Linked DNA regions of Homo sapiens: region 2 is linked to region 1. The links are chromatin loops, found by intact Hi-C in ENCODE. Cell type or tissue: PC-3. All regions are shown on one strand. Each heading gives the region's core, and the rest is flanking DNA. Links, peaks and the distances in the headings are about the cores only.

Region 1 (15,433 bases), core at 4,382-12,381:
CCTCTCCCACTCTTCTCCCCAAATTATACTTCCCTACCACTTTGCCATTAATAATGTAACCCTGAATTTTCTCAGGTAGTACCTACCGTATTTCTCCAAGGGATTCTATTGGCATTTTAGGAAGAAAAATCTTATTTTTAAAATTATTGCAAATAATCTCAATATAATTTAGAAAGTAAATAAGTTATAAACTTTAAGTCTATAAATAAATTTTTAATGTTTAAAAATGTAATCTCGCTTGTTTCAGATTGAATTTAGAACTTAAATGAGTGAATGTGTGATTAGCATTTATCACTTAGTAGGTTCACATGTCCAAATTATTTATTGAAAATAAGCTTTTGGGTGATGTAATTACACATTTCACTGCCTTTGATCTCACTTTCAGATTTTGCTGGAATCCCGTAAAGGCTTTCGTTTTGATTTCAAGTTTAATTTCAGATAGACTCTCCTGTAATTCAGTAAGTAGCATGCCAATTATTTTCCAAACAATTCAGCTGTCGGAAGTATGGTTCTGTGAAAAACTTTTGAGAAATTCCAGGACACTGGGAGTCACCAGTATTACTTTCTTTGGCAACATTCTTGGGACAGACATAGGCGGCATGATAAAGGACAGGAGTGATTCAGCCTCATAGTGAATACATCCCATGTGAAATCAGGGCTGACCACCCTTTTATTTAAAGCATATTAAAATGATGGGAATTGAACAATGAGAACACATGCACACAGGAAGGGGAACATCACACACCGGGGACTGTTGTGGGGTGGGGGAGTGGGGAGGGATAGCATTAGGAGATATACCTAATGCTAAATGACAAGTTAATGGGTGCAGCACACCAACATGGCACATGTATACATATGTAACAAACCTGCACGTTGTGCACATGTACCCTAAAACTTAAAGTATAATAATAATAAAATAAAATAAGTAAAAAAAAAAGATCCACCCATCTATTATTATCAGTGAGGGTTATATAATGATAATATCACTTTTAGGAAATGTTACACAATCATTTTTTGTTTAATAAAATTAACACATTTTATGACTTTTTGGTCTATTGTTTGTGTTCTCAAAGAATAGCCTTGAAAGTTACTTAGTAATAGCTACAGTATAATATTGTGGCCTTTAGTTTCCATTTCATAGACAATCTTAAAACACTATGTGCCTTGTGTTACTTCAATTGTGCTTTCCATTTTCTGAGACAGGGGCTGAAAAATATTTAATTAAGAAGACACAAATCCTGAGCAAACACACACCATGCTGTGTCCTTTATCAATGTTGATCTTTTCCTGGGGCTGGGGGTCTAGTTTTATTTTGGGGCAGTGTTAAGGATGTCTGGAGATCACTGGCAAGCAATATGTATTCTCAGGGCCAAACTAATCTAATCCAATGTGAATCTTGAAACAAAAGGAACACTGTTTCAAAATGATAACTGGAATTTCTAAGTACTTTTATGTTTAGATTGTCACCTACTTCAGTTGCTGGAGAAGTTTCAAAAGGTACATTCTGTGGTTATATTAAGCACAGGCTTCAGAAGAACTGGCCAGAAAACAGGAGTCAAATCGTCAGTGACAGGGTCTCCATCTACCCCTAAAAGAGTATCTTCAGCCAGCATGGTGGCCCAAGCCTGTGATCTCATCACTTCAGGAGCCTGAGGCTATGGGGATGGGTAGGAGCTTGTGTGGATAGGGAATGGGGGGAGAAGAGAGAAGGAAAGAGGAAGTTGTGTACCACTCTTTTGTAAGTTTCAGGGGGAAGAAGAAATGGGTTCCCGAATTCAACCATATGTCTTCTTGAAGGAAACTAAAGATATAATAAGCAGATCTTGCTACACATTGCAGCACTTACTGTTTTCTGTTTGAGTGGACTGATGCCCTATCCATTGGTAAATTTTAAGTTTTCTTTCTATTTTCCTATGGTGGGATGGCTGTGCTTGGGAGATAAGAGAAAAGAGAAAAGAAAAGAAGTGAAAACATTTATTAGAGAAAATTAAAATATCTTGGCTTAGTGTATCATTCAGTGGAGACTGGTCAGTTGAAACTTCTACTAGTATAAAAATAGAAATAAGGAAACATTGGCTGGGTGCGGTGGCTCACACCTGTAATCCCAACACTTTGGGAGGCTGAGGTGGGCAGATCACGAGGTCAGGAGTTTGAGACCAGCCTGGCCAACATAGTGAAACCCTGTCTCTACTAAAAATAAAAGAAATTAGCTGGGTGTGGTGGCATGTGCCTGTAATTCCAGCTAGTTGGGAGGCTGAGGCAGGAGAATCACTTGAACCTGGGAGTCGGAGGTTGCAGAGAGCCAAGATCACGCCATTGTATTCCAGCCTGTCCAGCCTGGGCAACAAGAGTGGAACTCCATCCCAAAAAAAAAAAAAAAAAGAAAGAAAAGAAAAGAAAAAGAAAATGTCATTTGTTAGATTTAGATTTAACTCCCACTTCAGGAATTAAGGAAATATAACAGTTTCCTTCCAATTAATTCAGGAAACCTGGAGAGTTGGGGTGGGGAAAGGAATTGTATCTTAAATGTGTGAGAATGCAGCTTATCATGTTGTTCTCTCTCTTTCCCTAATGTTCCTTTACAAACCCAGCCTTCCCAGGAAAAGTCTTTTTTCCCCCCTCTGATCTGGCTGTTCATGAGTGCTGTCCTTTGCCTCTCTTAGTTAGGGCTGGGTGAAACCCGTCAGGCTCACATCCATGGCTTTGATTGTCTCTCTTTTTACTTCCTGTATTGGATGTTTCTCACGTTTTCAATTGTATTTATGCTTAATTTTCCAAACATCTCTGTTCTGAACAGAGAAAAATATCTTATTTGGATATATACCCTAAATAGTGATAATAATAAGTTATTATTACAGTAACGCGCATTTACCGAGCACTTACTGTGTGGCACGTGCACCATGTTCCCTCCCACTTTGTTTCATTGCAGCAGCTTTTTTTTCCCCCAGGATGCTCTTCATCCTGCTGCCCTTTCTTAACCCTTACTTATACCTTAGGCCTCTGCTGACTGGGAATTTCTCAAGAAATTCTTGCAAAGTCCCTCACGGCATCATGAACTGCTCCTTCCTTGCTTACATCACAATTGTAGCTTGGCTTTTATTTATGGGTAGGCTTCATACACCACTGCACTCGGGATCTGCCTTCCACTCATCTTCCCACTGATCCTCCCCATCCCTGCCCACCTTCTTTTTCCATTAGCCCAAGACAACTGACAACATGATATACGTGGCAGGCGAGACCACCAGGTGAGGTAAGAAGGTATTCCCAAGACAACTCCCACAAAATTTGGGGGATGTTATGAGTGGTGGGAACCCATGGAAAGTGGTAGAAGAATCACTGTCCATGTGGTGGATTTAAAGCATTTCAAGGCTCCCCAGAGCACAGAGCTTGCATGTTGCTCAAGCATGGTCCTTAATTAGGGGCTGCAAGAAAGATGCAAACCTGGACATTAAGCCATTCCATAATGATCAGGGTGACCCAAGGATGACTGAAGGGCCTGCATGAATATTTTTCTTTATATACAATCTCTGAGCCCTCACAGATCAGTGGTGTGAGGGGAGGGTGGGCATTGATAAGTCCTGAGTAAATTTTGCGCCATGTAGGCGGCATGGTGTACACTGTAAGAGACAAGAAAAAGAAAGAAATGATTTGCTTTTTGCATTCACATTTTTGGAGTAATATTCACACTTACTTCACCTATGGTAATGGTGAGAAAGAAGAAAAGAGAGAATAGTGGTGGTCCTGCTTTCACTGAGGAGCTCTCAGGAAGCTCATATCTGAGTGCTATTTGGCATAAAATTCTTAGCACTATTAAGGTCATTGGAAGAATGAAGGAGGCAAGTAAACTGGTCATTTTCAGTCCTTGCCCCATGTCATTACTCACGCATGGCTCTGTGACTTAAGGCAAGTGATCACACTTCCTGGGACTCAGCTTTCTCATCTTAAAATTATAAATAATTGGTGTGTGTGTGTGTGTGTGTGTGTAAACTTTGAATGTTTTGGTGGAGGAAGTAATACAGATTCTCCAAACTAGGCCACTTTGATTTAAATGTCTTCAATTTCAACATAATATTCTTCAACTTTTCTCAGCATTGTGGTTTGACATATTTTCCAGGCTGATAATATTTATTTAGTTTATTGATGTGAACTGCTGTATAGTTTTCCGTTGCGTGAACATATCACTTGGTTTTATTACTTCATTCACTCAGCAAATGTGTGAAGACCTACTTTAGTAAAGGTACTAGGTTCTGGGGGCATCAGAGTGAACCAAACCCATAAAGTCCCACCTAGCACGTAGTTTACATTCTTATTGGGAAGAAGGGAGCAAGTGAAAAGAAAAAGAGAAAGTCGTTGGAGATGAAGTCTAAAAGATAAAATGTCCTATATGCCTAGGACATTTTAGACTACAGAAAGCATTTAATCCAGAATGTGATGTTTCAACCACAGGAATAACTTCATCTGATTTTGGTTGTCTAGGGATTATTCTAACTACCACGTGCAGAACAGAAGGTAATGTATAAGCTTGGAAGCAGAGAAACCAGTTAAGATGCTATTGCTATAATCGAGACTGGAAATGAGGAAGACCGGGACCAAAGTCACAGTGGTGGAAGTGATTGCATTTCACTATTTTTTTCTGTTTTTCTTTTTAATTATGTTATTATTTCCTCTTTTTTTAATGTTAGAGAGAGTCATCAATCTACGTTGATGCTTGGGATATTAAGTTGATAGAAGAGACAAGAAAACTCCACTTTTTATTAATTCTTGTACTGATATTTAGACACGTCCTACTTTTTTCTATTTTCAACTTAAATCTTTCTTTTTTGTCATTAGTTATCATTAGTTTATTATAAAAGAGAAATATGGAAATTATTTACATGATGAAAGATTTCAGAACTTCAGTGGAATGGGCAGCTTCATGTTGATGCCATTTCTTTTTTTTAATTATAATTATACTTTAAGTTTTAGGGTACATGTGCACAATGTGCAGGTTAGTTACATATGTATACATGTGCCATGCTGGTGTGCTGCACTCATTAACTCGTCATTTAGCATTAGGTATATCTCCTAATGCTATCCCTCCCCCCTCCCCCCACCCCACAACAGTCCCCAGAGTGTGATGTTCCCCTTCCTGTGTCCATGTGTTCTCATTGTTCAATTCCCATCTATGAGTGAAAACATGCGGTGTTTGGTTTTTTGTCCTTGTGACAGTTTACTGAGAATGATGATTTCCAGTTTCATCCACGTCCCTACAAAGGACGTGAACTCATCATTTTTTATGCATAGTATTCCATGGTGTATATGTGCCACATTTTCTTAATCCAGTCTGTCATTGTTGGACATTTGGGTTGGTTCCAAGTCTTTGCTATTGTGAATAGTGCCACAATAAACATACGTGTGCATGTGTCTTTATAGCAGCATGATTTATAGTCCTTTGGGTATATACCCAGTAATGGGATGGCTGGGTCAAATGTTATTTCTAGTTCTAGATCCCTGAGGAATCGCCACACTGACTTCCACAATGGTTGAAGTAGTTTACAGTCCCACCAACAGTGTAAAAGTGTTCCTATTTCTCCACATCCTCTCCAGCACCTGTTGTTTCCTGACTTTTTAATGATTGCCATTCTAACTGGTGTGAGATGGTATCTCATTGTGGTTTTGATTTGCATTTCTCTGATGGCCAGTGATGATGAGCATTTTTTCATGTGTCTTTTGGCTGCATAAAAGTCTTCTTTTGAGAAGTGTCTGTTCATATCCTTTGCCCACTTTTTGATGGGGTTGTTTGTTTTTTTCTTGTAAATTTGTTTGAGTTCATTGTAGATTCTGGATATTAGCCCTTTGTCAGATGATTAGGTTGCGAAAATTTTCTCCCATTTTGTAGGTTGCCTGTTCACTCTGATGGTAGTTTCTTTTGCTGTGCAGAAACTCTTTAGTTTAATTAGATCCCATTTGTCAGTTTTGGCTTTTGTTGCCATTGCTTTTGGTGTTTTAGACATGTAGTCCTTGCCCATGCCTATGTCCTGAATGGTAATGCCTAGGTTTTGTCTTTAATTATTTGCAGCATGGCTTCCATAAATCACTGAATTATTCCTTTATTCTTTTATAAATTTTGTGATTTCTGAGAGCTGCTCTTTTAGAAATTTTCAATGCCTACATAGAAATATGTAAGAATTTTCCTTTAAATAGGTGTTGCATCCCTCCTTTGCAGATTTGAACATGATATTCCAGTTATTAACATGTTCATTAGCAGAAAGTTCCTTTGGCATGTTTAAGTGGAACATGCATAAAGTGATTCTAAAATAATCATCTATTTACTCTATAATGTTGGAAACTCTTTAAATAGACAATATCCTGGTTCTTTATTTTTAAAATTTGCTAGTATTTTATTTAGCATTTTCTAATTAAACATTTTTTATTGTGGTAAACACTTAGCATGAGATCTAGCCTCTTGACAAACTCTAAGTGCACAATACAGTATTAAGTATGGACACAATGCTGTACAGCAGATCTCTAGAACCTATTCATCTTGCATGACTGAAACTATATATCCATTGAACAGCAACTTCCTATTTCCCCTTCCCCCAGCCCCAGGCAACCACCATTTCACTTTCTGTTTCTATGAGTTTGACTATTTTAGATACCTCCTATAAGTGGAATAATGCAGCATTTGTTATTCTGTGACTGGCTTATTTCGCTTAGCATAATGTCCTCCAGGTTCATCCATATGGTCACATATGGTACGGATGTAAAAAGATGGAGCAGTTGTGGAAAACAGTAGGAGAGTGCCTCAGAAAGTTAAAAATAGAACTACAGTATGGCCCAGCAATCTCACTTCTGGGTATACAGCCAAAGGAAATGAAATCAGGCTCTCGAAGAGGTACGTGTACTCCCACGTCTATTGCAGCACCCATCATACTATATGTATGTGTATATTTTCATAACAAAGCAACTGTTTTTATCGTCTCCTCCATGTCTTTGCAAATATACTTTGCAAATCCAGCACAACTGCTCCAAGTCATCTGCATGAAGATTTGACAGTGGTCTGTAGAGAAGGCAAAATATTAACCGCTTAGTAGCTGGAGGTGTAATTGGAAAGATTTAAGATGTAATGTTACTGCTTTGGGGGTTTGCTTTTTGGATCACAAATTGTCTTCTTTTCACATTTGATGGTAGCATCTTGAGGGGGTAAGATGAAATCTGGAGGAAAAAAAATCTAAGAGGAGCAATTACAAGCAATAGGAATTATACCAAATGATTAGTTGTACTTCTCACCAAGAATAATATTATAGTCAAAGAACACTTTTGTTACTGTGTTGAACTTAAAGATTTTAGTTGTATGTGAATTTCATTATATTTTACTGTTTTAAAATTTCAAACTGGGACTAGGACTTGACAAATGAAATAGTGAGGCCTGTAATGGTTGAGTTGTGGTAAGATTTATATATATATTTTTTATATATATGTGTGTATATATACAAACTCAATTTAATGAATCTAGAACCTAGACTAATTAGCAAAAAGATCAGTTCAAAAACATTTATAAAGTTTGTGTGCTGGGCTTAGTATCTCATACATCTGAGTCAAGGAACCCAGCCATTCACTAGGTAAGAGCTCTCTCAGGCCTTCAGATTTCTAGTCGATATAGTGGGGACAAAATGTAAATTATGCACCACTTAACTAAGAATTTAACCCATGTATGTCTGAGGTTTCAAGTTTTTGAATTTTTACAATCAGACCTTGGCTATGACCTTGCGCAGTAGGATATAAATAACTCCCACCTGCTTAGCGTTCCAATAATGGAACACTAGGCATAAATGGGCTGTCATAGGCTAGTCCTTAAAAAAATTGTATCAAGAGTAGAATCACTACTTTCCTTGTCTAACTTAAGGGAGTTGCTGAAAGTTGTAGTGTTCCTTCAATTATAGAACTTAATGTTTTAGAACTTTGGGCAGTTTATCAACGATAACTATCTAGTAGTTAAGGTTACACAAGTACACAAGTGTTAGTTAAGAACTGTTGGAGTGCAGTGAATTGTGGTTGCTGAACCAAGGAGCAGAGTACTGACCAGTACTTTTAAGAGAAACTTTCAAATCTATTTCAAAGCTGTATCTGATTATAACAGAATTCCTATTCTGTTTATTCCTGATACTGATATTTTAATGGTCCCTCATAGTCGTTTAAAGATTTTCAACAAAATATATTAGCTCAGAAATGGCATTGAAAGACCAAGCTTAAATTTTTTTTGTTTAAAAAAAACTAATCAACAGAATATATTGGCTAATTTGGTATCCTTTTCAAGGAATAATTTTATCTCCTCCCTACTTCCATCCCTACCTGCCTCCCTCCCTCCCTGCCTCCCTCCACCCATCTATCCATCCACCCATCATTAGGTACTCATACATTCAGTATATGTGCATTGGTGTGTTTGCACTAGATAGCAAGAGCTAATTCTGTGCATCTTTTCCCAGTTTTACATTCAGTATCCTCAAGGTGGTAGCATGAAATTGGACGTGGTGAGACTCTACATCACAGAAAGTAGCAAATGCTTTAAATCTGCAGTGCCCCTGAGCCACCACACACACCTCCTCACCCCCAACACACAGTGTCCTGGCTGTTAAACATTTACTAGCAGAGCACTGTCATGCCACTAAGTCCATTTGGGATTGGTTTAAAAATTAAACACAGTGCAAAATAGATGATTAACCTGAGGATAATGGGGTGCAAACTAAAGTAAGCTGTAAATTGCACATACAATTTAAAGACAAATTTAGTTTAAAAATCATAAACCAACAAATTTGAGGAAAAGAAAAACTATTTCCCTGAAACTGACCTAAGAACCACGTATTTTTGTCTTTAATGTTATAAAAGCCACTATTGAAATGGGCAGTTCTTTGGCTGATGATATACAAATGATAAAGTCATAATATTTAAAAAGATATAATTATTTTTAAAGATTATAAATGTACTACATTTCAATATATCAAATTTTTATTTTTCTAGCTCTTTGACTCAAATGCTTATTTATATTAATATTATTATTAAAATATTATTTTCCATTGAGTATAGGTTTACAGAACCTTTCATAAATTTTTACATATATTCCTTAACAATTATCATTATTGTTATTTTCTAAATTCTCTAAATCTTTAGCTTTGATTTTTTTATTTGGCCAAATATTTACTTAGGAGATTTATTTGTTAACATTCTAAGTAGTTTGAGTCTTAACTGTCATTCTTCTCTTTTTAAGTTCTAGTTTTATTTCGGTATGATCAAAGTATGTGGCTAAGTTCTACACTTTAGAATATAATTAGAATTTTTTTAACTACAGTAGAATTGGTTTTTATATATGTTCCATTAATATGTGTATCACGTGTGTATGTAGCTGCTTAATCAGCTCATTTTTTAAATCATTAAATTTATATGATGTTTTAAATATAATTTTTGTCTGTTACATCTAGCATTGATGAAGAAATAGCAATGTCAAATCATTTTAATTATATATAGGTATAATTTTAATTTGCTTAAGTGTAATTATTTGTGTTTTACATATATTTCGAATGTTATCTGATGCCTAACAGTTTATTACTGCTTCACTGTGAACTAAACCCTTATCAATATAAAATGTTTCTCTTTTTTAAATTTAATAATTTTGCCTAGAATTCTACTTTTTCTTGTATTTATTCACTGCCTTTGTTTTTTGTCTACATTTTCCTGTCATAGTTTGCCCATTCATCTATTTTGCTGAAAATATTGTCATCACATTTTATTAGTGTCTCCTGTTTACATCTAAAAATAGTTTAATGTAATCTAAAAATCACTTTCTTTTAACAAATGTTAAATCTATACAAGTTGACTGAAATTTCTCATGAACTTCATTTCATGACTTTTGCATTTATTGCTTTCTTGTTTCCCATCTGATCTTTGTTTCTATTTTTTGAAATATCGCTTAAACTTTCTTAACGCTTTACTTGCTATAGTGATTTTAAGTTACATACACTATCTTTACCCTCTTCTTTTTCACATTAAAAACAAACTAATTTGTAAATTAAATTGTATGCAGTATGAATAGAGAGCCAGTCCTGCTTGTTAATCTCTGCCACACCAACTTTGAACCAGATCTTTGCACAGGAAAATGCTGAACAACTATTTGCTAAATGGGTAAATAAATCAATAAACGTTATTGATAAAACATGATTCTTCTACTATATCAGAATAAGAAATTTAAAATACTGGCATTTCTTCTTTCTTCCTCAGTCCTGTTACTATTCTTATTTTATTGAAATAAAACTGGATATTGCTGTTAATTTGTTTTTAACAATATGTTCTTTTCCATCCATGAGTTAGTTTTTGACGTTTGTCAAGTTTCATAACTATGTTTATAACAATTACTCAGACACCAACTCTGTGTTAAGTTCATTACTCACTGCCTTTTCCTTTGAACCACACATACCCTCAAATTGAGTTAATTTATTGGTTTTGATTCATTTCTTGGTTGAATGAAGCACTTCCTTGAGTAATCTTTTCAAGACAGATAAGTGGGTAGCATACTTCCTGAGTCATTTTGTGTCTGAGAAGGTTGTTCTGCTCTCACTAATGAATGTTGATTTGGCTGAGGTTAGAAATCTTGGGTCACAAACTTTTCTCCTGAAACTCTAAAAATACTTCTCCAATGCCCCATTTTATATAGTGCTGTGGAAGAAAAGTCTGATGGTATCTCAATAGCTCTCACTTTATTCTGCATGGAAGCTTTTATTAATAGAATATTATCTTGGTATTCAAAGTAATACAAAATAAATCATCATTCATCTAATTGTAGGTTGATTTTTATTACTATCTGACATTCTTAGGTCCTTGAACTAAATGTTGAACTTTTATATTAAACTGCTGTATTTTTTCACAATCATTGAATTTTCTGCACACACAGGATTATAGAGTATATTGTGTAGTAGTACAACATGTGATTTGAAGTCCGTTCTGTTAGATACTATTTGGGTCATTAACACATGCACAAACATAATTCCTAAGAAGAAAATATGTCTATATTTTCTATATAGTTTCTTAAAACACTGTTTTAGGATCAATAGGCCATGAAATACAGTGGAAAAGCTCTTGAAGTTCAGTGTGCTGTAGGGAAATTCACAGGGGATCTATTGCTTTCTACTCAGCTGCTCTGCTTATGGACATGTGGGTGTCTTTCTCAAAGTTCTTCATGAAATTTTTGCGCCTTTTATTGACTGAGCCTTGTCTATATTTAATTCCATCTTCTGTGAATAATTTTAAGAAGACTTTGGCTGTGTGCGACAGAAATCCCAAGTAACAGTAGCTTCCAGGAATTGGATTCTATTTTTTTCTTTCATTGTTAAATGAATGAACAGTCAGTGGGAACACAGTAATATATTTTGAGAAAGGGAGAAAGAAGCAAGATCAGGCACCCAGTTATGGTTTCTGAGCTAGAATGAAGGAAAGCCAGAGCCTTAGAAAAGAAATTAAAGTCAAAATAGCCTCAGTGATTGATTTTACAAGAACACTTGACTATTAGCTGTGCAGGTCACTCCTACCTGAAAATATTTTATCATTATCATCCACAGATATGGAAGTCGTATTAGGCGGTGTGGTGATCAGGAATATGGGCAAGACATTCTGGCAGATTAGATCTGAATCTTGTCTTTGCCACTCTGCTAGCCCTGGGGCCTTTAGCAAGCTACAGCACCAGTCTGTGTCTCAGGTTCCCCACATCCAAGAGGAGTAAATAGACTGCCTTACAGCATTATGGACACTTGAAGAGTCACTTGTAAAGTCAAGTCTGGCACAGAGGAAGTACTCATCAAATTTAGACATTATTGTGACCATATATAATGACAAAACTATGTAGTAGGCATGTAGGTGATCACTAAGCCAGAAGGAAAAGAATCTCTCTTGTGAAAGTGTGATATTGAGAATAGTAGTCCTGTATTCTCAAATTTTAGACTGTTCTGATAAATACCCTAGATTACATTTAATGAAATGTAGAACATGAATAACTTCTAAGAACTTCCACATAAAAGAGTACGTGATTCTCGCTTGTGACCAAGGGTTTTCTGAATTTATCTTTACAGTGGAGCCAGCTAGGAATCTCTTCAAAATTCCAAAGCCCTGGTTACACTCTAGACCAAATAAACCATAATTTGTGGGGCTAGGATGGAGGCATCAATATTTTTGAAGCTCTCCAGGTGATTCTAATATGCAAGTAACTGTGGAAACCCACTATTCTAACATATAATATCTTTATCTGGCATTTAGTTTCCTTATTTGTAAAATAGAAGTAATAACATCTACAGAAGGGTGGACTTCAGGATTAAATGAGAGATGTGAAAACAAATTTCTAAGTATCACATAACAGTTGGCTCAATGAAAAATAGTTTAATTCTACAAACTTAATTTTCTTTCAGTGAATACTTTAAATAATTTGAAGTCATTTAGACAGGCTTGAGTTTTATATCTTTCAATTTAAAAATAATTTATATCCTCTTCTTAAAATCTTCAATGAATGAAAAATGTTAGTGCCCATAATCATATTGAAAATTCCGATTTTTAAAAGTTTGCTCGTATGTCCTTTTGTCTCTAAGAACAGTACAAATGTTTACCAACTCTGACTGAAGAGTGAGCAATGTGTTGAGTACTCTTTATAAGAGAAATATCGCATCATCCAGCGCACCATACTTTACTGACGTCAATGTCCTGAAACAATTTGTTTGCTGAAAGTCTCGCCAAATCAGTGACAGTAAAAGTCGCAAGAATTTTCTTTAAATGTGGTTTGTGGCCAGTGGCAAAACCACAAAATATCTACGGATGTCTAGAACTGTAATTGTTTTTTTTGTTTTTTGTTTTTTTTTGTAAAACAATCTGCCCACAAAACAGGTAAAAGTACATTTGAAAAATGGCAGGCACTATTATTTATTTTCAAAATGAGAGCATCTGTCATCTTTGTTTTCTTAGCATTATGAATTTCTATCTGTAATATGTACATTCGTGACACATGGCATGGACAAGAGTATAAAAAGGAAAAAGTAGACCACCTAGGACCACTGAGGAGTTCCTCTATTGCAGGTGATAGCAAGGATTTAGGACATAATATCTTTACAAAACATTTTAGTCTTTTGTAGGACAAGAACCTGAGATCAAGTAACATCTCTGGGGATAATTTGTTAAATACTTTTTTGGCATTATCCCCAGTGCCAGTTCTCTAATTTCACTTAACTAAATGGAACTGATGTGTATTTAGTTAGAATCAAATGAAACTACCCTCAAACATTATATCTACTACAAACTTTGAAGAAAACAAATATGGAGTCAGAATGTATTGCTGATCTGGGACAAGTTAAAATAAATATCCTGGCCGGGAGCGGTGGCTCATGCCTGTAATCACAGCACTTTGGGAAGCCGAGGAGGGTGGATCACCAAAGGTCAGGAGTTTGAGAACAGCCTGGCCAACATAGCGAAACCCCATCTCTACTAAAAATACAAAAAATTAGCCTGGCATTGTGGCGGGCGCCTGTAATCCTAGCTACTTTGGAGGCTGAGGCAGGAGAATTGCTTGAACCCAGGAGGCAGAGGTTGCAGTGAGCTGAGATTGTGCCATTGCACTCCAGTCTGGGCGACAGAGCGAGACTCCATCTCAAAATAAAATAAATAGATCATTAACTAAATAAATAAATATCATTTCACTTAATATTCTCAAATATGTCAAAGGCACAGTAGGAAAAGGAACCACTAGAAGGAATTATTTTATATTTAACAAGATAAATAAATAAACTGTTGATAAATTCAAATTAAGTAGCCTGCAAATTCCATACTGGAATTGTCTATCTGCGTGTCTCATAGGTCCAATATACAATTTTACATTCTCAATGTGAGTTTGATAGAGAAATTTAGATTCCATAATTAGTGGGCATTTTATTCTATGCCTGAGCTTTCTTTAAATTAAAGTAAAACTATTTAAAAAGGAATTAGAATTTCTAACATGGGTATAGGCTGTTCCTGAGGAAGGGGGACAGGCTTTTGAAATTTATCAGGAGTACAAGTTTCCTCCCACCACATTGACATTAGTTTTAACTGCCAGGTGGAGAGAATACTGAAAATAGATTGTGCTACACAATTTAGAGTATATGCAAACAAAGCATGATAAAAAATGTTACCCCAACATCAAACATTTCTCTTGTAAGAAACTGCAATAATCCTTATTATTGCAATATCTCCTTTGAAAGAAATATATTGTCATATTGAGAAAAATAAATACATTCCCACCCTTCTGAGACAACAATTATCTAGAAAAGGTGCATTGCAGGAAATGGAGTTAGGCGTATTGGGAACTAGGGCGCTGGGCTGCAAAGTCAGCAGAAATTCCTTCAGAAAATGGGCACTCAGAAAAATCTGCTTTCTTACTTACAGGTTTCTCTTCTTCCTTTTTTAATACTGGGCATTCTCAGACCAGGTTATTCTTTACATTCTCATCACACTGCACAGTGCAAAGCCATGGAAGAGCTCAGTTTTCAGACAATGTGGGATGATGTTCAAGTCTTGACACATAATCAACAGTAAGACCAGCGCTCTGGCCAACAGAGTGGAAATATTCACTTTGAAAAGGCAAATCATAAACCAGAGTATGAGAATCACATTAAAGTATGCGTCTATAAAACACAACCTCTGTCCCCGAAGCTGACATTTGACCTGCAATACTTGCACATGAGAAATTATTTTCGGCCTCCCAAACATGTGCTTCAGAAATTGATCTGGAGATAATTGGTGAACCTTTCATATATAGACAGAATTTCAGAAAGCCATGCTTCTCTCCCAGTTCAGTCTCATTTACTCTCACCTATAAAGCAGAAGAACTAGAAGCTTAGGTCTAATAGAAATATAATAAGACCTGCCTGGTGACATTTATCTTCATGCTAAGAGAGTTGGTTTATGTACTTGTCCTCCACTTTCAGATGGTGTTAAATTCAACCATATTAGACCCCTCTCCTTATCTTCCATTGTTTTCCATAATTAATATGCTTACTCGTCACTTAAAATCTATTAAATATTGATGTAATAGGGAGGAAAGGTATACCTTTTATTTTTATTCTATTGTTATGTTTTATCATTCAAAATGTATTCTGATACATTTTAGAATTAGGAATACTAAGTAATGGGGTCCCCTTTTTTTCCTAGGGATCCTTAAGTCAATTGTATGGTTAAGATTTAATCGAATTTGTAGACTCTCTTGTCATATGTCACTAGTGTCACCATGCTATGGTGGGAATAAAAATGACTGTGGGAACTAATGCCTTGAATTTGAATCATAGTGCTTGTCCTTTAGATATATGGCCTTGAGCAGTTTGTCCTGCCTCAGTAATTTCCAGTTTTCCAGTGTGTAAAATGGGAGTGATAAACCCTACCTACTGCAGACAGGTGT
Region 2 (15,433 bases), core at 3,063-11,062, 140 kb before region 1:
ATTGGTACACCCTGGTCTGATCCACTATCATCACTTACATGAATTAGGACAAAAGTTTTCTAATAGATTCCCCTGCATCAGCCCCTGTCCACACTTTAATTTAGGCACAGCAGCAATAGAAATGCTGTTAATAGGTAAATTGGACCTTGTCAAGTCTTGGCCCAGAACCCTTTAAAGGCTTTTCGTCTCACATTGAGGAAGTGCAAAGACATTACAGTGGCCTACGCAGTCCTGTGTGATGTGACCTCTTCTATACTTTGGGATCCTATTTCCTATCACTGACCCTCTCTTACTCACTCCTGTTCTCCTGACTCCTTCTCAGATGTTCCAGGGGTGCTCCTCTCTTAGGATCTATTTACTTGTTCTTTATCTTTGAATGCTCCTCCCCCAAATATGATTCTCACTCTCATATCCTTCAGATCTTGAATCAATGTCACCTTCTTACTGTGGCCTTCCCTGGCTGCTTAACTTAAAATTGGACCCTCTCTCACATTTTCTGATCCTTTCCTAGCTTAATTTTTTCTTCAGCACTTATTACAAACATAATCTGCACTTAATTTGTCTTGCTTAACTTTCTGGAATATAAATTTCATGTGGGCAGGGATTCTTGTCTATTTTATTCATTACTCTACTTCCAAAGCCCAGAGGAGTGCTTGACACAAAAGGAACACTCAATAACTATGACTAAATACATAAATGAATGTATTCTCCACCTTGTTTTCATGGTATGTGTGAGGCTTTGCAAGTACCAACCACCAAAGAAAAAGACTAATGCTTGATTAGATTCTTGGAGAGTAAAACTCAATGCTCCACCATCACTTTGTGAAAAGTAACAGTTTCATGGTCTAAATTATAGATTCTGACTCAGTAGGTCTGGGAGTCCATATTTATGTATTCCTCAAGAAATTTTAAATCTTAACCAGATCTGGGGGCCCGTTTGTCTAGAGAACAGTTTACCTTTAACTCAACAAATATTTATTGGATATATTCTATATTCCAGAAATTATGCCAGGAAATGGCCCTGCACTGAAGTCTGGTAGGAGAGACAGATGTGTAAAATTACACTTGCCATGTAGTATAATAAGTGCTTTCCTAAGGCATTTATTAATTGCAGGGGTTGTGAAAGACGAAAGAAGAAATCATCTGAAATGGATCTGAAGAGTTCTCAGAGGAAGTGACTCATGTTGAAGAGGAAGTGACAAAGCAGGTAAGGAATATAGGGCACTGTAGTTAGGAAAACATCTTGGCCTCTGAGTTCAAGACGATTGCCAGGTTCCTGAGTCATGCCTTATACCAATGAAGGGGGCAAAGTTAGACAGCCATCTATTTTTGCAAGAAGTTCCTATCTCTTTTTATAGCCCTCTCTTCCAGGTGTCTAGGACTTTAACTGTCTTGAGAGAATAAAAATACATTTCTGGCTTATTTATCTGGTTCTCCTTTAAAAAGAGTATAATGAGATCCTTTCTAATACTGAGTAGCTAATGATTTTCTGGGGTGTTCACATTTCAACAACAAGGCAGCCTTTAATAATAAAAAACAATTAGGCAGGTATCAGTGACAAGCCAGCAAGCAGATATTCTTTTCGGCTGGAATCTTCAATTTTCCTTGAGTCATATCACATGGGAAGGACCTTAAGGTTGGTGCTAGAATTGGTCTGCAGTAATTCTCTGCCAATTCATCACAATGCTGGGGGAAATGATAACCACTCTTGTCTCTTCCAAGCTTTGCTATAGGTCTTAGACCAATGCCTTTGTTTTTCCGTGCTGCAATTACTCAATTTTTAAATATCATATTTGTGTAGAGCATTGTACTCTGTTCATTTATATTAGTCAAGGAAAGTAGTGTTTGCTGCTATGACACACAGTCCCCAGGTCTCAGTACCTCAACACAATAAAGTTTTATTTTTTTGCTTGTATCATGTTCCAATGTGAATTCCAAGAAAATGGGGATGGGTCTGTTGTTTGGACAGGAGCCTCTGCTTTGTGCATCCATTCAGAGATAAAATTATTTTCATAATGGGGCTCTGCAAGATCCAGTCGTGCTTCAAAAACTGGCCTGACATCTTCCAGATAGCAGATGAGGAGCAAATGAAACAGGACCTCACTTTAACATGCCTTAAACCAAGAGTCAGCTAATTTTTTCCGTAAAGAATAGTACATATCTCAGGCTCTGAGAGCCACCCAATCTCTGTTAAAAACTACACAGTTCTGCTGATATAGTGTGAAAGGAGCCTTAGACAATATGTAAATGAGTAGGGTGGCTATGTTCCAATGAAACTTTATTTACAAAGACAGGTGATTGGCCACATTTGCCCTGTAGGCTATAGTTTGCAGACCCCTGCATTATACCAAAAGGTATGTCTTCCATTCACATTCCATTGGCAAAAAACAGTCATATGTCCCCACCCAGATGCAGAATGTCAGGGGAATGTACTTTGGCTGTGTGCCAAGAAACTGGTGAGAATTTAGCCAGTCTCTGATGCATCATATATTAGGGGTAGGATGTTCATTGATTATTTCCCAGTTGGTGGACGCACTGTTCTCTACTTCCAACTTGTTCAAGGTCAAAAATTTTCCTTTAGAAGACATGATCTCACAAGTTTTCTAAGCTTCTTTATCCTTTATTCTGGGGAACAATGAGGATGGTTTGCTGAAAGTGGTCGTGAAAGATCCTATGTAGACCAGGTGGGAGAGTTTGCTCCCAGGAAAAAAATAAGTATTACCTCAAGTAGGTGATTGAAGTACAACATGCTATCCACTGGTAACAAGTAATCATAACTGGATGGCAAGGATAAGAATCACTCTGTGTTAACTCCACTTTCAAATTCAGCCAGGAGCTAAAGCTCTTCTATGTATTGGTTTCCTTTTTGTCTTCTTCCAAAGTCCCTGGAGATGGATGAAAACTTTGCTCTGCAAGTATGCATTCAAAAATCTAATTATACCAGCAGTAATTGAGTATGTGGTAATCTGATTCCTTGCATCTCTAAAGGCCTCCTACTTGATCTACTGTGAACTCAGAAATAAAGGGTTCTAACAATAGCCCTGTAAATTAAGCAGAGCAAACATTTGGCTAAAAATAAGGTGAGGGAAGGCTTACTATATAGGAGTTACAAATATCTCACAATCCTTGTTCTCAAACTCTCACACTTTACAATTGTTTGACAGATTGAGTGCAAGCAGTCATGCCTTCAATACTCCATGGCTCCCCTTGCATCTGGCTGGCCTAGTTACTTGTTTTGGCCAATAACATGGTAGATGTGATGGTGGAGGCTTGCATGCTCCACATTCTCTTTAAACTCTTCTGCTCCCATGTGCGAAAGCCTGGGCTAGCCAGGTGGGAGATGACAGAGAACATGGAGTAGAGATCAGCTGTCCCAGTTGAAGCCTTCCTAGTCTAGCCAGACTGGCAATGTGGCCTCCAGATGTTTGGACAGCTCAACAGAAACATGGACCAGATCAGAAGGGCTACCTAGGTGACCTGCAGATTTGGGGGTTGTTACTCAGCAATAGCTAACTGATAGTGTGTCAATTATGTATGCTTTTAGTTTTAAGAAAAGACTTGCTCACAGGGGTTGGAAAGCAGGGACTTATTTGTCTTTATAATAGGAAGAATAAAATTAGGTACAGGGCTGGTTCAGTGCTTCAACATGACATAAATGAGTCTACTGATCATATCTTCCACAACTTAGTTTGCTGGATTTCATTCTGTCATTGGTAGCAACATGGTTGCCAGATGGCTGATTTATCTCCAAAATTATAATGGTGTTCAAGGTGGTTTGAAGAAACAAGGAAAAATGGGAAAAGAATGTGATGGCTGTTCCTTTTAACCAGAGAAGTAAAAGGTCTTCTTGAATCCCCATTTCAAAAGATTTCTGATTATGTGTCATTGGGCTAAGCCATGCTATATGCCTGGAAGGTGTCTGGGAAGGAGGAAGTTGTATCTGCCGCAAGAAATCAACAGACAGATGATTGGTAGGCTACGTTTCCAGAGGATGATTTTTCAGAGAAAGTCTCACAGAGGTGGTAACTTTCGGTATGACAAAGGGCTTCTCGGGTAGACAAGATGGAAAAGGGCATTCTGCTAGAGAGAGCTGCATATTCCAAAGTACAGAGCAATGAAGGAACATACCTATATGAGAGCTTCAAATCTATAACTGAGGCTCAGAAAAGGGCAATTACTCACCAAAGGTAATTAAACTAGAGATTGAGCGAGCAGGGTCCATCTTTAGATTGTAGTCCAGGGTGTTACCACACCTGGCAAAAGTAGAATCAGTTCTTAGGACCTCAGAGTTTCTTGTTCATGTCCCCTTCATGGCCCTTATCACACTGAAATAGAGGCATCTTTTTACTAAAAAGTAGATCTAGAGGTCACATTATTAGTTGGCAAAATCATGTATATTACTCAACCTTTTGGCCTTAGTTTTTCCCAAAGTACTGCTAAAGACATCACTCAGTTACTCAGAAAAATCACCTCTGATTCACCCTGTTTATAGACATGAGGTTTTGAGATCTATTCATTTCACATCAATAATCCCTCACATTCATCCTATTGGTACCAGCCAGTATAAACCTCTATTACCTCTCAAATATCTAGTGTAATAAACTAAATATCTACCTATTTCCTCTGGCCCCACAAATCCAGCCTGCATTTGAATTTTGTGTGGCTCTTTCCAAAGCTCACTTCAGCCAGGCATGATTGGGTTCAATCCTCTGTCTCCCACTGCCTCTCTAAGTACAAATTTCTGAAAGTCACTCCAGAAATTTTTATCACTTTACCTGGAGACAGACCTCCCAACTTCAGGTTTGTCTGGGAGAGTCCCAGATGGAGGCTCTTGTCCTGGTGCCCAGTCAGGTTTAGCATTTGTTCTCACCCCTGTCACTCTCAAAACTTAACCAGCTGGGATGCAAAATTACATGACACTTTTAACTATTTCTTTTTTTATAGGCTTTATTATTCTCTGAAAGTACTGAGTTATTTATTCGAGGCACTTACACCGAACAGTCTTCTCAATGCCTGAGTTTCCCTCTTATAAGATTTAAGTGAAAATGAAAAATGCGTGTTTGCATGTGGAAAGAAGAGGGTGAGAGGTGTGAACCGGCAAGCAGGAAACAATTTTAAACTTTTACTCAACTGATGGAGACAGTGCACCAACAATTCTTATTTAAACATTGTGACTGCTTGGATGTTTTTCATTTTTATTTCATAATGTTGCTTCTACTAGTAGATGTAAAGAAAGGCATTGTTTTTCTTGGTCAAAGGAAGAATGATGATTTGCTCACTTCTTTGTGGGGGTTGAAGAATATAAACTGACAGACGTGATGAGAAAAGAGGATCAGTTCTCTTGTCCTTTTGTGTGGGAGGTGCGGGCTTGCTCTGCAAATTCATCTGGGAGATTTTTACTTGCAGGAACTTCCAGTCATCTGCAGTTTTCCATATCTGGAGAGAATCTGCTAGAACATCTATCTGTCTCAAGTCATGGGGCATGAGATGAAGGGCATCCAAGGACAAGAGTGTCACGGACTCTGAGTTGTTAGAACCCTGAGTATTTCTCCCCAAGGATGTCCTTTGCTACTCGTGGTACCTGGAGTCTTAATAACCCTCACCAATTTCCTCAGCAATACTGTGGATCACGGAAGGCTAACTATGGTTTACCATCATGCAAAGTACCAAATGCATTCCCAGTTCCAATCAGCAGACTTACACGCAAACCTGAGTAGTGTCTATGCCAGCACTGCTGTGAGAGAACTCTAGACAAAGATGGTCTAGGTCCCAAAGGCAGTCTACCTTTGCAGAGGAGGTGCACTTTCCACCTGCGAATAAGCTGGAGGCAGTTGCAATTATTACCATAGGACGAATTTGAAAAATGACCAGGAAGAGTCAGAATCATACCTGGTGTACTGGAAGTCATCCTAGATTAGAAAATTAAGTTTGAATATGAATTTAGTGCTTTCCTCAGCAGAGAAAACCAGAAATAAATAAGTTGTTGCTTGCTATCTGCTAAGAAATCATTGTTTTTTTCCTGCTTCTGGCCTCTTTTCTTTTTCTGATTCATTTATATTTTTGAAAGGGAAATAACTCAGTACATCCAGAAAACAGATACACAGGAAAGGGGATTTACCAAAGGTAACAGATGTTTTTGTACTTTTGAAGAGGTGTAAGGTTGAATCATGCCTTTTAAAACTAGAGATATGCACAGATTACCACCCTGTGGGGGTTATAGGCACTTGGGGGCTTCTTGTCAATTTAATATTTTTTTGAAGTATAATATCTCAGCAGTGAAAGGAAACAGAAGCAGCTAATTCTGAACCTAGAGGTTCTTTCCTGACCCCTTGGTACCTAGGCACAAGAGGGTGAGTTCAGGACTGAGTTAAATTCTAACTCCCTATTTCCTGTCTTTTGTTAGTTTTAATCAGACACTTAAACACACTTCAATGTGGACCTTTGTGTGGGAATGCCTTTGATTTTTTTTTCCACTCCCAAGGAATGCCAGCTAAGAGAGGGAGAAAAATAGGATAAAGTTTTAATCATATGTAATATGTATCTTAAGAAATGATGTAGTGCTTTAAAAAAAAAAACACCAAAGTGCTAGACTGGTGACCTTGCAGTGCCCTTCTCTTAGAGTTAGAGATAATCTAAACTTCAGTCTTAGAGAAAGTTGTATTCCCAGTCCTCTGAAGCATGCTTGTGTCTATGAGCAACTCCCACCACACAGGTAATGAGCCACATGGCTCCTGGGTCCATATCCTGTCTTTGTGAATGGAGGCTGAAGCTGTGGTCCGTGGGTTTGGAAAAGTGAGAGCTGTATCGTAAATGCTTCCCTTGAGTTAGCTGACCTAGTTACCTGGTCAGTCATTTCAATGGATCATCGGTTGAGTGTGACTAATGGGCCATTAGATTTGAAACGTTTTTGCTTAATGCCGTCTGTTCAGCTGCCTTCATTGGGAAAGTTCCTATTTCCACTCAAATAAGTGGAAGGGGGATGTCTGGCAGGGGGATGATACATAGGCTTTAGTTAAGGAAAATGATGGAAAAGCAAATAACAGGCAAGGATGAGTAAGAGTGATTAAAAGAGTTAAGCAATAGAGTTAACACTGTGCCCTCATGACCACATGTTTAATAGAGTGTGATACATACTTGTGATGGAGAAACCTATAAACTTATAATTACTTTATGGAAAACATACTGACTACAATGTATCAGTTACATTTTAACATATACATATGCACATATTTATTTGTAGATATATATGTAGGGTGTGCATGTGTGAGTGTGTGTATGTAAACGTGGCAACCATTTGCTTTAAAGGGCCCTATTACATTATTCTGTTCGTGTTCTAATTTAGTATTATGATTTTAACAGATACATTAATTTCACTTCCACATTGCCTTACAGCTATTGTGTTAAGTTTAATAGAAAACATTCTCTATATTCTATTAACACACAGTCAACCTATGCTATTTGGTAGTTTATGCACAGACATATTCAATAAAAATGTTCTATTACAGTGTTAAAGCATAATTTTCAAAAATAGTAAAATCATGACTCTCATCCAAATGTGAAATGAATGCATGTCAAAGATTTTATTTGACTCATTAATAAATGAGATAAATGAGGGGACCAGTAAGATCTTTTTTTTTTTTTTTTTTTTTTGAGAAGGAGTTTTGCTCTTGTTGCCCAGGCTGGAGTACAATGGCACGATCTTGGCTCACTGTAACCTCTGCCTCCCAGGTTAAGAATTCTCCTGCCTCATCCTCCCAAGTAGCTGGGATTACAGGGGTGCACCACGACGCCAGGCTAATTTTTTGTATTTTTAGTAGAGATGGGGGTTTCACTATGGCCAGGCTGGTCTTGAACTCCTGACCTCAGGTGATCTGCCCGCCTCAGCCTCCCAGGGTGCTGGGATTATAGGCTTAAGCCACCGTGCCCGGCCATGGGGACCAGTAAGATCTTGACTGGTTCAAATGAAAATCTGACTTGCAGGGATTTGTGTAATTCATTTGCATTGCTATGGGCAGGAATCATTCACATTGCTATTCATTTTCTACAACTTAACAGTCACCCCTAAATAATTTAAAAATCGCCAAGAAATTTTTATGTCACTTTCAAGACTTGAGTGCATTTTCTAGAAAATAGTTTCTATTGCCTTCTTCATTAATTCAAGTACTTTTGAGGATAAACTTATGAGTATACATGGGAGACTGGTATATATACATGCTGGTAAACATGAGAAGGTGCTTGTTCCTTAGGAGCTCAATATTTACAAAGAGAGAGGGATTCACTGAGACAACCACAGTTTATTTGATATATGCCAATAGAATCTTAATGAATCATTCTCTTATGAAGAGGCATGCGTGGCTCTACAGAAGAAATATTGTTTGAAGAGCGTCTCACTGGTTGAGACAGCAAGGCAAAAGGGGTGATGGTTAGGGGGTTGAAAGGCAGACTTTTCATTCTACCTAGAGAGAATAGAATACCAAAAGCCTCAAGGGTATAAAAAAGCAAGGCATTCTGCACAGATCAACAAAACTCCAGGGCACTATGAAGGGTCATGGCTGAGAGGTGAAGTTCTGAGATAGGAAAGGCAAACTTAACCGAAAAACCACATTGCCCTAAAGGAGGTGGAGGACTAGTGAATTTTAAGCAGGAGTGAGCTGACAACTTCCATATTTAGATTCACACTACAAAATAATGTAAATTTGTATCAGGAAAACTGGTTAAAAACATTATTACAATATACCAGAAGAGAGGATCATTACTCTGCCCCAACAGTCTAACACTTTGAGGGGCAGAATTACGTTTGTTTCTGGAGAAGGGGCTTTTCCTTCCTTTTTGCCTCATTTCTTTGCCGTTACTCTTCCCCGCTCTGCCCTCCTTTCATTTGTCACTTCCTTTTTCCATCCTTTCACTCATTTCTCCCTCCCTCCTTTCTCTCTCTTTGTGACCCCATTTCCACTAAGTTTAGTGGCCTAGGAAGCACCTGTTGCCTGTTTAAATTACTGAGATCCCTCATGTAGAATCAGAGTGATCCTGGGTGGTTCTCTGATTCTCAAGACAGTCCTGGATGAACAATAATACATTCTTACACTCTCTTATTTTAAAGTCAGTTGCTAAAGCACCATGACATCATCCTAAGCAAGGTAAAATACAACTGCAGAGTTTACTGCTTTATAATTATAACATGCCATCCAATTTTCCTGAGCCCTCTTTGAACTGGAAACCCTTTGCTCTAACGACAAGGCATTTGCAGGTCAACTCCCAGAATGGACTATTTCCACAAATGGCTAATTTAGTCTATTTGTCTTGACTTGTGCTAATTTCCTTCCAGGGGATATAATTTTTCTGACCATATTAATTTTTTTCTTTTTAGGTGGTAGTGGCGGGGAAAGATGAAGGAGAGAACTACAACGGTATTCCTAAGTGACGTCCAATAGCCTAAATTTATCACAGTTCCATCAGAACACCCAACTCATTCACTGAGAGGGATTTTATCCAAGTGTCTGCCTACATTTAACCCAGTTAAGACAATTCACATTCAAGTGTGATCAATAACAAATCCATCTAAGCTTGACCTTCTTTTCAAAGTAGGAGATTATTAACCAGCAAAAGTTTCAAGCTGAGTAAATTTGGAGTATGATGTAGAAGGAGAACACATAAGGCAACTTCACAGGAAGATGTTTGATCATTTAGTATCTACTGCATTTAAAAATAAGATCATTATTTTTTAAGACAAGAACATTATCAACAAGATCAATTCTAGGCTGGTCTAAAGCAATGATCTCACGGTAGCTGTAAAATAGTTGGCTGTGTCCTATCTACTCTAGGGTCAGTTTGTGTGTCTGTGAAATAAGGGGGCTGGACCAGGATAGGGACAAACATGAGCTGTGAAAAATCAGAAAGCTATCATCGTGTTATTCCTTTTCAAATATGACAGTAAGCACACACACACACACACACACACACACACACACACACACACTAAACCTAGCTGAAAAATGTATGCAAGTAATACATGCTCACGGTGTAAAAATGAACACCCCAAATCAGACTAAACTCCAAACTGGAAACCCTTTGCTCCAACGACAACCCTTTGCTCCAGACCATAACAACACAACATCCAATCATACACGTTGTTATGAAGTAACAGCAGAAGTTGCCTTCTACACCATTAGGACACCTAGTTCATTTCTCAAAGATAATTAAGATTAATTTCTTGCATATCTTTCCGAAAATGTTCTTAGGGCATTGTGTTAGTTAAGGTTCTCTGGGTTTCAGGCCACAAAAAATAAACTCTGGCTGACTTAAGCCACAAAAAAGAATTTACTGGAATGATGTCGGGGTATTTTGCGGAATCAAGGGAGGATTAAACCCCTTAGCCTTTGGAAAGAGTAGTCTAAAGGAAAGTTATGAGACACCCCAGCACCATGTGTCAGACAATTGCCATTAATGTGACTTCGCTACAAAGAATCCCAGCCTCGGTATTTCTGTTTTAAATTTTAAATAAGACTGGCCAAGCTAGGTTGGACCTGTGAGATGTAGTATAGCTGGATGTCTGGGGGTGAGGAGGTTAGAAGATGGTCAAATCTCATAGTGTAGAAAGTTGGGGAAACTTTCTGGACAGGGTGAAAGGGCACTTGCAAGATAGCCATCTCCATTTGCTCAGAAACAAAGCACGTATCTACACTGTATGTGTTTGAATCTGAATCTGCTATCTTTCACTTTTCAATTATCTCTGAAGTCAGGAATGCATTTTATGATTGACTCTGTCTTAGCTTTAACTAATAGTTTCTACAGACCACTTTTTCTTTCTCTGTGGCTTACAAGGTAGTGAAATTTCTCCAGCTTAGCATTCCAGTAACTTCCACACAGGTGGGAAAAATAGTTTGTTCCCTAGTCAGGTGTTCCTTACAGACATGTTAGAATTGTACACCTGGTGCTATTTTTTAGGAATTCCTAAATTGAAAACTGGAGGCTGAAATCACCTTCATAGAAAAGCCTTTTAGCTGTTACAATTAAATTAAACATTATATAAACACTATAGAGCTTATTTGAGGAGCAAAGTACAATGCTGGGTGCTGTGTGTTAGAATAAAATGAAGACATTGGAATTGCCTCCAGATAATTATAAATTGACACCATGCTTTTGGACTTCTAGCCTTCAGAACTGTGAAAGAATGAAATTTTGTTGTTTCTGGAAATTTGTGACAGCAGCCCTCAGAAACTAACACACCCAAGAAGAGGTCGCTCTCCCTGAGCGAGGCTGTACACTGTGATGAAAGCACAAAACATAGTGAAGGTTATGGGATTTTCTTTGAGATCTGGTTTTGGTGGAAGAAGGGTTGGTGGAAGAAGGGCTGTTATGTATCTGAAGCTGTGGATCTTTAGCAATTTAGTTCAAATATAGCCTGAGTTTCTGTTAAATCCACAGCTGGTGGGAATTTTCCTTCTGGTCAAGATGGATTAAGAACTTTATTTACCTGTTTAACTGAAATAATCAAAACAATCAGACTGCCAGTTGCGGTGGCTCACACCTATAATCCCAGCACTTTGGGAGTCTGAGGCAGGCTGATCACCTGAAGTCAGGAGTTGGAGACCAGGCTGGCCAATCTGGTGAGACCCTTGCCCCACCATCTCTACTAAAAACACAAAAAATTTTCCGGGCGTGGTGGTGCACTCTTGTAATCCCAGCTATTCGGGAGGCTGAGGCAGAAGAATCGCTTGAACCTGAGAGGTGGAGGTTGCAGTGAGCTGAGATCACGCCACTGCACTCCAGCCTGGGAAACAGAGTGAGACTCCATCTCAAAAACAAACAAACAAACAAACAATCAGACAAAATACATGGGTAAAAAAGTTTTTAAGACGTTGGTCACCAAGTGCCACAGAACAATGATTCTTGAGCGATAGCAAATAAATGTGGTAAGTCCTATAATTGCCACAGCTTACTGCCTTGAGAAACTTTCCAGACTCATGAGGAGAGAACCAAGGCAGGGCTTGGTGGGCAACCTGGGTAGAGGAGAGATAGCTGAAAGTCTGGGGAGACCTAGGTATTCAAACAACAGAGTATTGGAGGAGAGGAAGATATGCATGAGAATCATCCACACAAATGCATGTTGCTCTAATGCATTAATTTTCATTGAATGCCATATGGCCTACTTCAAGATAGAATACTTCACAATAACTCATCAAAGTTTAGGGCTTCTATTTGGAAAATCCTTTGGAATACACTATATATTTTAAAATATCATTTCTATTTAAGATCATGCATGAGTCATTATCAAAATGGACATGTGAATGACAGATGCACCTGAGAGCAATAACTTAAGCATATTCTTAGGAGTCCTTCTTAGGAGAAGGACCCTATGATCTAAGAAGAAAGTGTGTTCAGAGTCCTGGACTAATGAATCCAGCAATGGCCAACCTGGAGATCCACTCCTTATCTATGAAGGACATCTGAATCCCCAATCCATCCTTGGAATGCAGGCCATACAGGGGATAGAGGGCCTTTGTTTGGCTTAAATGGAGGTTGCCAGGTGGAATTTGCTAAGTGAAAATGCTATACGACCTGCATGCTTTTTACAAATGGTTGCAGTTCTCTTGTCCATCCTCTGCCACTGGACTGTCTCCGTATGTAAGTCCCCTTAATAAACTCTATGTCTCATTTTCTGACCTGGTCTTTTCTTCAGCCTCTCGTACATGGTGCCATCCCTATTGGAATCGATAGAGATCTGGTATGACAATGGAAAGCATTCCTCTATGCATGTTCAGTCTCTCACATCCACTGTAGGACAAATAGGACTTTGGCTCCCTTCAGTTCTGTCATCTGAGGAGGGTCAGTCCAGTCCTTCTGGCAGTTGTGATGGAGAACCAGAGCATGACCATAGAAGGATGGGATCTGAGATGTGAGAGGAGAGGGGAAAGGATTAGCAAAAAAAGCAGCCAACCAATTGTCATAATAAAGTGGTGAAGCAGTGAAGGGCCAGAAGTAAGTAGGAGTCAATTTCTGGAAGGTAGGAGGGTTAGAGGGAAATATTCTTTTGCTATTTTGAAGAAAGTATCTTGGAAAACTCTTCTATGTCTTCTGTGGATAAAAGTAAAGAGGAATTTTAAAGTATTATTGGAGATTGTCTGTTCTCTTCAAGAATTTCAAAAAATGCAAATAAAGAATTTATTTTGAGGAGTCTTATTTTTGTATAAACGATGTCCCTTTGACTGCATCACCTCTCTGAGGCTGAAATCAGAAAGGAACATAGAATAGTACATCATCCATGGGATATTATATCATATTATGAGACTTTAGAAAACATTTAGTTCTGCTTCAGGTGACATATCTCATTAGAGACAGAATTATTTTAAGAATTTAGATTTAGATTCTCACCTAACTCTTTCTTCTGTAAGTCACATTTCATCATTTTAGTCTTTCTTCAACTCTTTGAATGAATGAAGTTTTCCTGCAGTCACTTCTGTTTCCTACCAGTTTGTTATTAAGTTTCTTGCTTTCTGATTGATTGCTTCTGTTCCTTATATTTCTAAACCCAGACTGTCAGATAAGGTCTGCAATGCCCAAACACCAAGCCACAAAATCTTAGTTTGTTTGAATTCCTCTAAGATCAATCTATCTTCAAGGAGATTGGCATTCAAATGTTCAGAATGGACTTGTGGGGAAAGAGTGAAGAGCACATCTCATCTAAACAAATTTGAAAAAAAGAGATGGACTTTCTTGAGCCTGGTGCTTATGAATGTGTGTCCTCTTCTCCCCTATGAAAATTTCGTTTGAATATCATTTTAAAATAAGCGTAGAAACTATTTTCCAAGGCCCTTTCCACATACAGGTGGGTCAGTATTAACACATTATTTGTATTAATAATTCAGTGTTATCTCTCATAACTAATATGCTGCAAATATTGAACGGGGGAGCAGCTGTGTAGCTGCTCACATCTGAAATAAACAAAGAGCCAGTGTCTGTAAAAAGAAAGAGCTCAATTCATAACAAAACTGCATATATTTCTAATATAGGAACTATAGCTGCTTTGCAAAGTTCTCTCTAGAATAGTGGGAGACGTTATTTTACACATTCAGCATTCACCAGCTTTAACTTTCCAAACATAACCTGTTTCAAATATTTTAGGGATATTTTTTGTTCTGTTTTGTTTTTACTTTCCCTAAATTGGAAAGCCAAAGACTGCCTTCTGGGGGTCAAGCACTTGATTGACAGTAGAGCTCTGGTCTGAGCAATCAGAAGGTATCAGGCAATGGTGCAGACAGGAAGAAGCAGAGAATCATCAGGTAGAAAAAAGGCCAGAGGCCCTGGGCTTGAAGTCTTGCCCCATGTCAGAAGTGAGGTCTGAGTAGGCTGGGATCAGGGCCAGGGGAAGGCACATGATGGTGGGATGTTGCAAGGGAGTCAGAAGGAGTTGGGAAAGGAGCATACAGAGTGCTGGAATTGTCTTGGGTGAGACAGACTTTTTCTATTGGGGTCTGCATGCAAAAATCCTGCCAAGTCTCAGTCCTAAACTTAAGTAATCAGGTTGGTGGAAGGAAAAACTATGAAGGAGGTAAGGATTGCTGCCAACATTCTGCCATGACTTTTCAACACCCCTTAGCTCTTTTGGCAGATTCTCTCCATCCAGGTGTTCAGACCCCCACCCTCCCTTTTCCTGAACTACAGCTTCCAAGGTCACCCACATTGTAGTATCATTAGGTATGACAAGCTTCATATGCCAGACTTTTCTCTCCTAGTTTTTCTGCTTCCCCCAAATCTGATTCCTTCTTTGCTTGTGCCCTTGATCTTTGTTGAAGTTAATTTGACAACTGATGGGAGCTGGAGTATCAATGAGTGATAATGTCTCAGTGTTTCCTTCCTTTCTGATCACATCTGTACTCTTCATCATGCAGTAAAGCAGGACTTCTGGAACTGGGCAGGAGAGAGGCCTTTCCTTAATTCCTTCAGATTGTAGCTTATTACTTTGCCCATGAATGGGGGCCGAAAGGATAAAAAAATATACCTTTCCCTCATCCATCACAAAGGCCATGACTAACACTCCTATAACAAAAGACAGGTTAGCAAGAGAAACACATCACACATTTATTTAACAAAGTTTTACATGACATGGGAGCCTTCAGAAATGAAGACCTGAAGACCCAGGGAAAGCTGTGTGTTTTTATGCTAAGTCTAATGAAAGAAGTGGATAGTTGTGGAGAAACATGATTTGACAAAAAAGGTATGATCTAATGGTAATAAACTGGGGGAAAGAGGAGACCCTAGCAAGACCTGTTTGTTCAGATTCTTCCTGATCTCTCTGTGTAGCATTATTTCCCCCTGGATATGGGGCAGGACCCTCTGGAATGAGGGTCTTATGGCCTACTTTCAAGGGAGGTAAGTCAGAATGTGGCCTTTCTAAGTTTTATGGTTTGCTTTGGGGTAGAGGAGTTCTAATTTC

The links. A loop is a pair of places that touch in the nucleus more often than their neighbours do. Peaks named below come from ENCODE experiments on the same cell type or tissue, not always from the same donor. Only the 100,000 strongest peaks of a DNase experiment are listed, where the experiment ranks them.
Region 2: it touches region 1 in a loop (3-fold over the local background); 4 of 110 quality-filtered maps call a loop at or near these places.

Annotation. Positions count from the first base shown.
Region 1 is chr20:7,707,912-7,723,344 of GRCh38, reverse strand. The region is part of intron 2 of LOC105372518 (a long non-coding RNA gene); the gene reads right to left. Among named protein-coding and RNA genes, the nearest start is that of HAO1, 220 kb to the left of the region's middle. In PC-3, for the core only: a CTCF peak has its summit at 8,500 (motif pointing right); a DNase peak (open chromatin) is centred at 10,494; H3K27ac peaks cover 2,751 bases.
Region 2 is chr20:7,842,725-7,858,157 of GRCh38, reverse strand. No RefSeq gene overlaps it. Among named protein-coding and RNA genes, the nearest start is that of HAO1, 90 kb to the left of the region's middle. RefSeq lists a silencer at 1,129-1,329 and enhancers at 556-1,755, 6,185-6,685, 6,686-7,187. In PC-3, for the core only: no CTCF peak of the experiment used is centred there; DNase peaks (open chromatin) are centred at 4,467, 6,907 and 8,297; H3K27ac peaks cover 6,071 bases.